Regions from separate parts of the Mus musculus genome. Here region 1 is linked to region 2. The links are chromatin contacts, found by POLR2A ChIA-PET in ENCODE. All regions are on one chromosome and are shown on one strand. The core of a region is the stretch at or near the end of the contact, and the rest is flanking DNA. Distances in the headings are between cores, read along the strand shown.

Region 1 (4,433 bases), core at 201-2,700, 480 kb before region 2:
ATTTGTTTATTTCATGTATATGAGTACACTGTAGCTATCTTCAGACACACCAGAAGAGCATTGGGTCACATTACAGATGGTTGTGAGCCACCCTGTGGTTGCTGGGAATTAAACTCAGGACCTCTGGAGGAGCAGTCCGTGCTCTTAACTGCTGATCCATTTCACCAACCCCTATCTTGAGCTTTTAAAAAGATCCTTTATTTTAGAGTTTCATGCATGTATGTTTTGGTCATATCCACCTTCTCTTCATTTCCCCTTATTCCCTACAACTTCCACTGGCTCCTTCCTAACACATTTCCCTCCTGTTTTTTATTTTGAGATGGGGTCTCATGTATTCCAGGACAGCCTCAAACATGATGAATGGATGAAGCCAGCATGAACCCCAGATCTTGCTGCTTCAGCCTCAAGTTCTGGGATTATAGCAGTGGTTCTCAAACATTCTGATGCTGTGACTCTTTAATACAGCTCCTTATGTTGTGGTGACCCCCAACCATATTTCATTGGTACTTCATAACTGTAATTTTGCTACTGCTATAAGTTGTAATGGAAATAAATATCTGACATGCCGGATATCTTATATGTGACCCATAGGCTGAGATCCACTGAATTACAAGCTTGTGCCACGAAGCTCAGTTAATTTCTTCCTTTTTTTTATAGTGTTTTTAAAATTATAATCTTTTGTTGGGCAGTGGTGGTGCATGCCTTTATTTAATCCCAGCATTTGGGAGGCAGAGGCAGGTGGATTTCTGAGTTTGAGGCCAGCCTGGTCTGCAGAGTGAGTTCCAGGACAGCTAGGGCTGCACCGAGAAACCCTGTCTCAAAACAAAACAAAACAACAAAACAAAACAACAACAACAAAAAATATATATATAAAATCTTTTTCAAACTCGTACTACAATCTTACCTCCTCTTGGGTCGTGGTTTCTTTTGCATTTCTGTGATGTCTAATGATGCTGGATGTATTTTCAGACTTCTGCTCACTGCGCCTCAGGCGCCTTTTTGTTCATAGGGCTAGTCCCCTATTTCCCACGGAGGCGGAGCACACCCAGAGGATGCGATCAGGTCCGCTCGAGCTTTCCTAAACAGCCTCCCCCGCTGGAGCGAGTCGCCAGGTGGCGTAACTGAGTGAAACTCGGGGTCCGCCCCCAACTGACGAGGCCACGCCCCTTCCCGAGTCTACCGGAACTTCCCCGAGGCCTGAGGCTCCGCCTTGTACCCATGAGGCCACGCCCCAGCCCGCGTGCACCGCCTCAGCCCCCCCAGCCCTTCCCTGCGCGTGCGCCGACTCCCCTCGTCCTGTCCGAAGCGGTCCCGCCTCGTACGGATGAGGCCTTTCGGAGGCGGCCCTGAGGTGGCTCTCCGCTCTCCAAACTCCGCCCAACGCACCTCCTGCATACAGCTCCGCCCCTAACCGCCTGCTTAAGAAGCCGCTTCGGTCCTGCCTCCGCCGTCAGCAGCGCCTCAGCTTCAGGCGACCCCGCGCGGCTGCGAGCGGCCCTACAGGATAGGTACCGTTAGTCCCTCGCCGCGCGCCGTAGCACCGGCGCTGCTACTTCCTGTGCCCGTGGACCCGGATGTGCCGAGCGGCTGCGGCGCGCTCGAGCCTCCCGGCTGTCCTGACGCGGCGGAGCGCGGCTTTTGCTCGCGGTGCAAGCGAACGGGATAGCGTCAGCGGGTGAGAGGCGGGACGGTGGGTGGTAGGCGGCAACGGCGGCGTGCCGAGCGGTTGTGTTTAGCGGTGCTGCTGCTGCTGGCGTCGCGGCGGGCCCAGGCCGCGGCGGCGCTTTGTCGTGGGCGGGCGGGGCCGAGGGGCCGGGCGGCGCTGAGAGGGGACCGGTCGGTGGCTCGGCGCGTGGTCCGGCCTCAGCAAGGCCCTTCTCTGGTCAGCGCTCTCGAGTGCGCCGTTCTTTCTGGGCAGGCGCGCGGCCGTTTCCGAGCGCTCGGGAAGGCGGGGCTCTTAACGCCCGCGGCACCGTTGGTCCGCGGCGCGCGGGGCTTCCTTTCGCGACGTAGAGCCTTGAGCGGAGACAGAGCGGGAAGGACGCCGGGGATCTGGCAGAGCTCCCCGGGCCGGGGCTCGGAGGTGTACCATCAGCCGCCGAGCCGCTGTCTCCGCAGGTCTGTCCCTAGGTCCAGTATCCTGGAGCACCGCGACTTGGAATTGGGGGTTGCGCTCATCCCTGGCACTTGTCACTTGTGCTCTCGATTATACGTGTGGCAAAAACGGTCCTTGTTTTGTTTCGGTTTTGGTTTTGTTTCGCTTTTCCATTTTAAGTCAGGGTCTTACCCTGGAGCCTTGGCTGGCCTTTTAACTCGCCATTTAGACCAGGCTGGCCTTGAGCTCACGAAGATCCGCGATTCTTGTACCTGGGTGTGTGTGTGTGTGTGTGTGTGTGTGTGTGTGTGTGAGAGAGAGAGAGAGAGAAAATGAATGAATGAATATGAATTATACAATTTGGATGGCCACAAGGCAAACCACATGTTAACTTTAAATCTTCTTTTTACGTATTTAGGTTTTCTGAGACAAAAAGTCTCATGGAAGTCCGAATCAGCCTGGACTAGACTCATTAAGTAGTCCAAGCTGGTCTGTAATTCTTAGCAATCCAGATGCCTCCACCTTGATACTGGGTTTGCAGGTGTGAGACATCATGCCTGGCTGTTTTTATTTACTTGCCATTGAGAGGAATCTTTGTGTCCCAGGCTGGCCTCAGATCCTGGCCTCAGGTTATCTTCCTACCTCAGTCTCTTGCGTATCTGGGAGTGCTGGTTCCTGCTGCAGTGCCCAGCCCCCTCTAACCCCCTTAATTTATTTATATATTTTAAAAAACCCAAAAAAACAAAAAACACATGGTCTCACTGAGTAGTTCTGGCTGTCCTGAAACAGGCTGACCTCGAACTCAAAAGAGATCTACCTGCCTCTGCCACCTGAGTACTAAAGGATTGAAGGTCTACTCCACATCTTCCTCCCCACCAAATGTTTAAAATCTCAAGATAGCCTAATATCGAAAGTGTCATTATTTCCTTTTATTGTATTCTTCTAACTTTAAAAAAACGTTTGGCATTATCTAATGAAACTGTTTTAAGTTGTGTAGGTACCATGATCATCCAACAGTACAATAACTGCCTCATAATGTTGTTGATACTGTTGTCCCTGTGAGGCATTTACTGGTGTTTTGGCTTCTGTGTTGGGTTGCTCTTTGTGGCCCACTCAAGGTCATAACATAGCATTCCTCAGAATGGCTGTCTGTTGTTTTCTGGCCACCTTATTTACAACTACATAGTAACCTTTCCTTGGGTTAATCTTCCCCTCCAGTTAACTCTTTCAGCTCTCAGCTGCCTTGTATTCCTGGGTGGGAGGGAATTTTTTGTGTGCTCTCAGTCACCATTTCCTCCATTTTCTGTAGCATCTTTACTTAGCCTTTTGGTCATCGCCTCTCCAGTGATTAGGCGCCCCTGTTTCTGAAGGCTTTGTTCTGGCTGTCCATAAAATTAAAAAAAAAAATGTGTGTGTGTGTGTGTGTGTATGTGTATGTGTGTGTGTGATGTGTTTGTATATGTTTATATTCTGTGTGTGTATGTCTCTGTCTGCCTTGTGTGCCTGACGAGACAGGAGGGTGTCTGATCTTCTGGTGGTTATGAGCTACCCAGCATGGGTGTTGGGATTCAAACTCAGATCCTCTTGAAGAGCACATATGCTCTTGACTCCTGGGCTGTTTCTTCAACCCTGTTTTTTTTTTTTATTTTGTGTGTATAGGTGTTTTGCCTACATGTATATCTCTGTGCCACTTGGGTGCCTGATGCCCACAGAGGCCAGAAGAGGGAATCAGATACCCTGGAACTGGAGTTACAGAGGATTGTAAGTCACCATGTTGGTGGTGGGAATTAAACCCATGCCTTCTAGACGAGCAGGCAGTGCTCTTAACTGCTGAGCCATCTTTTTATTAGCCCCTGTCCATGAGTTTCTTGAGGCTGTTAGCAAACAAGTAGAAGCATTATCTTTTTTATTTGTATTTATTTATTTTTTTGGTTGGTGAGCCATAGGTGGCCTTGAACTATGTAGACCTATCCTCAACTTGAACCTGTGATCCTCTTGCCTCTGCCTTCTGAGTACTTCCATTATAGACAGGTATGTGCTGCCCTACTTGGCTGAACGCTTCATTTTTGATATGTTTAATTTTTGTTAATGTGTGTGGAACTGGGGATCAAATTCAAGTTCCTCCACATGCAAAGCAAGCACTTAACCACTGAGTTATCCATACCCCTTATTCTTAAACATTTGATGTTTTAACACCCTTAGTAAAGGGTGTTAGTTTTTGGTGTCTTTCAAATGAATTATTTGGGTATGGAAAGTGTTCTTGAACGTGGGTCTCAGGTTGAAGGAAGAATTTTGAAATGTGAGGGTTCTTTGTCGGGGAGGAGGAGAGAAGCTAGAC
Region 2 (4,000 bases), core at 312-2,811:
AGAAATCATCTCTTCTCATCCTTAAGGGGCTATGGTTTTCTGTCCCAAGGCTGCTACCTGCTCTATGACACTGTCCCACCCACCTTTCCATAGAGGTACAAAACCTCTATGTAAGACACTGTACTTGGGGGCTTGAAGAAATGGCTTGGGGCTGGAGAGATGGCTTAGTGGTTAAGAGCACTGACTGCTCTTCCAAAGGTCCTGAGTTCAATTCCCAGCAACCACATGGTGGTTCACAACCATTTACAATGTGATCTGACTGGTGTGTCTTAAGACAGGACAACTACAGAGTACTCACATACATAAAATAAGTAAATACATCAAAAAAAAAAAAAGATGCTGTACTTCCTAATAAACTTGCTTGCATGAGCCATCACTCTGTGTGACACCTCCTGATCCTGAATGCTCTTATCTTCTCCATCTCCTCCTCATCCCCCTGGCCATCACTCTCTCAGGAACCTGTCACTGAAGAACCGCTTACTGGTCCAGGTCAATTACCCTGGCTGCTATGCAGGTGTTGTACAGCAAACCCAGAGCTTCACATATAATAGGAAAACACTATCACTATTCAGCTCTAACCGGGCTTCCACTCAATGAGTGCTCACATTCTGATACACAGTCTTTTTTTTTTTTTTAAGATTTATTTATTATTATATGTAAATACACTGTAGCTGTCTTCAGACACTCCAGAAGAGGGAGTCAGATCTTGTTACGGATGGTTGTGAGCCACCATGTGGTTGCTGGGATTTGAACTCTGGACCTTCAGAAGAACACTCGGGTGCTCTTACCCACTGAGCCATCTCACCAGCCCCTGATACAGAGTCTTATTCTGCCACAGTGTCACCAATCTCTATATACGATATCCACATCAGTTTCCTTTGTCACCATACTCTAGAATCTCTTGCTGATGTGATGCGTAAGGGTTTCGGCTTTTGGTTTAATAAATTGGTTTACTTCGCCGAGCTGGTCTAGACAGAATCTTCCTTTACTTTCCCCGTTCCCTTCTTGTCTGATGAGAATAGATGTTCACCCCTAGTCAAGTCACAGGGCAGGCACAGATATTTCTAGAGAAGCAGCCTGGGCCACGGAGTTGAGTTTAGCATCTCAATAAAAACTACGGAAACCACACAGGGCGAAGACGGGAGCCCGCCCTGTCCTCCGCGCCGCGCGCCGGGCCCGCTGTTTTCCCCACCCCTGAACCCCCGGACACCGCGCCCGCCCAAGCTTGCTCCGGCCGCGGCTACCGCCAGCGCCTTGGCAGCAGGACACCGGCTCTCACCGGCTGCCTTCGCCATCCGCGCCCGGCTCGGGGTGCCTCCGTCCACTGTTCCTCAGGACCATTGCGACGCTCCAAAGCTCCCTCAGGCTCCGGGGAGAATTTGGCGCGCTCTCCACGTGCTCTCGCGAGGCTACGGCTTCGGCCAATGAGAAGGCGCGGCCTCAGATGGACCTAGCCGGGGCCCGCCCCCATCGCCCCGCCCCGCCCCGCCCCGCCCCTCGGCTCTCCAATCCTCCGGCGAGCGCAGAGGGTGGGTCGCAGGGACCGGGGGAAAAGAGTGCACTAGCTGGCCGCGCGCGTGGCGGGACGGCCGGGCTCGCTGAGGGCGGAGGAAGGGCAGAAAATGTCAGGCCGTCCCCGCCCTGTGCCCTGTGTCCCGGGCCGGGTGCCCGACTGCCTAGCTGTTGGGTGGGCGCCCGGGGCGACTTAGACATCCGGACCGCGATGGCACCTGCGGCGTCCAGGCTGCGGGTGGAATCCGAGCTCGGGTCGCTTCCCAAGCGAGCGCTCGCCCAATACTTGCTGCTCCTAAAGCTCTACCCGGTGCTCACCAAAGCAGTCAGCAGGTGGGCGCCTACTGGGAAGTGGGGTGAAAAGGAGGGGTGCCGACAGGGGAGACTCTCCTGCAGGGGAGGTTAAGAGAGGGGGCGTCTGCAGACCAAGCAGCTCAGATATTGCCCGAGCAGCAGTGGATCTCAGCCTGTACGTCGGGAACCCCTTAAAGGTTGAACGACCTTTGTACAGGGGGTCACGTATCAGATATCCTGTATATCAGATATTTACGTTATGATTCACAACAGTAGCAGCATTACAGTTTAGAAGTAGCAGTGAAAGTAATTTTATGGTTGGGGTGACCACACCATGAGGAGCTAACTGTATTATTAAAGGGTCACAGCGATAAGAAGGTTGAGAACCACTGCTGTGGAGGAAGGCAGAGTTCTTCCTTAAGGTGCGACCCCGTTCTGCTTAGCCAGTAAGTGCTGTTTGTGTGTTGGGTCCCAAGCATTAGTTAGCCTTTGCAGTCTGAGTGTTGTGAAGACCCGCGAGTCAGGGACACATTCTAACCCTGAGCAACCCAGGCACGGTCGCTGGTGAACTCTGCCCTTTGAATTACATCGTTCGGTTTCCTAACGAGATATCCCTGTTTCTGTTCATTTCCATTAGTGCATTTTGTAGGTTCTGTATTAACTTAGCTTTTCCATAAGTGTGTGCAGAGTGCTTCCTGTGCGCGGGCACATAGCTGTGATCAGAACAGGCGCATAGACTTCTCTCGGAGCTAAGAAGAACGAGTCCATCTTCCCACCCCACCCCACCCCACCCCCGCAAAAGGCAGATAAATGTATAACTTAGAGCAGTTAGGGAAATTTCTCCTGGGTTGTTGACGTTGGTCAGAAGCACAGAGAAGAGAAGCGGTTGTTTACAGGGCACAGTAAGTGTAAAAGTTCTGGGGGAAGAATTCAGAGAATGTCGGAGGGGTGAAGAGAAGGACTCTGGTGGAGAAAATGACCAGGGAGAGTAGATAGGAAGAGGTAACCAGGGGTCAAGTCAAGAGGGTCCTTATGATCCATACTAAAAGTTTTGGATTTATAGCTTTTTAGAAGACAGCTGTGGTGGTTAAAGCTAGTTGTCAACTTGATAACATTTAGGAATTAAGCATGCCTGAGGGGCTTATCTTGATTATCTTCTTTGAGCTGGGAAGATCTGCCCACTAGGGGCGCCACCATTCCTAGTTGGTGTCTGACTGGAAGTGGAAAAAGTGAGCTAGCTGAACCGCACGCGTTTTCTCTCTCTTTTCATTGTGGGTGTGCTGTGAGGAGATCCTTCAACCTCCTGTTGCCTTCACTTCTCTGCCTTGATGGACTTGAACCTTTAACTGGGAGCTGAAATAAGCCATTGTTCTCTTAAGTTGCCTTTGTCTCATTTTTTGTTTGGTTTGGTTTTTGTTCATTTTGCAACATAAAAAGAAACTAAGAGCCAGGCGTGGTGGCACAAGCCTTTAATCCCAGCACTCGGGAGGCAGAGGCAGGCAGATTTTTGAGTTCGAGGCTAGCCTGGTCTACAAAGTGAGTTCCAGGACAGCCAGGGGTATACAGAAAAACCCTGTCTCAAAAACAAAACAAAAAAACAAAAAAAACACAAACAAACAAACAAAACAAAACAAAACAAAACTACAACATAGAGTTATTTGCTTAAATACAGCCCACAGACCATGTCCTTGTGAGGATCCCTCCTATTGCCTTTTACATCCATGCCTTCAATGGAGCAGCTGTGGGGATGTTGGAAGGCACACAGCCCCGCAGGTGGATGTCTCACTGTGCTCATCTGTGGTTTTCACTTTAGGTCATAGTGCCTCTATCTTCTGGGGCTTTACCTAACTTAGCAAGTTACTTCAATAGGGACTCATCCCATGATCTACACAGCAAGATCTTTTTTTGTTGTTGGTGGTTGTTTTTTGTTTTTGTTTTTCGAGACAGGGTTTCTCTGTATGGCTCTGGCTGTCTTGGAACTCACTCTGTAGACAAGGCTGGCTTCTAACTCAGAAATCCGCCTGCCTCTGCCTCCTGAGTGCTGGGATTAAAGGTGTGCACCACCACACCCGGCTCTACACAGGAAGATCTTACAGCAGCCGTGCTACTGCCATGCGGGACAGGCTCTTGTGTCTGCTGCTCATTTTCTGATTGTCTCTTCCTCTACAGCGGCATTTTGTCAGCCCTTGGAAAC

The links. ChIA-PET counts read pairs that join two places held with the same protein, here RNA polymerase II (POLR2A).
Region 1: POLR2A ChIA-PET joins it to region 2 with 12 read pairs in embryonic stem cell. The contact joins the promoter of Ep400 here to the promoter of Pxmp2 in region 2. POLR2A ChIA-PET finds 5 or more read pairs at or near these places in 2 of 5 experiments (Patski and embryonic stem cell).

Annotation. Positions count from the first base shown.
Region 1 is chr5:110,767,734-110,772,166 of GRCm38, reverse strand. Ep400 (E1A binding protein p400) reads left to right here and starts at 1,450. Exons shown (of 52, transcript NM_029337.2): 1 at 1,450-1,675. It overlaps Gm15559 (predicted gene 15559), which reads right to left and starts at 1,218. Exons shown (of 2, transcript NR_152254.1): 1 at 905-1,218.
Region 2 is chr5:110,283,729-110,287,728 of GRCm38, reverse strand. It overlaps Pxmp2 (peroxisomal membrane protein 2), which reads left to right and starts at 1,561. Exons shown (of 5, transcript NM_008993.2): 1 at 1,561-1,845; 2 at 3,976-4,000. The coding sequence starts at 1,724. It overlaps Pole (polymerase (DNA directed), epsilon), which reads right to left and starts at 1,410. Exons shown (of 49, transcript NM_011132.2): 1 at 1,280-1,410. The coding sequence starts at 1,341.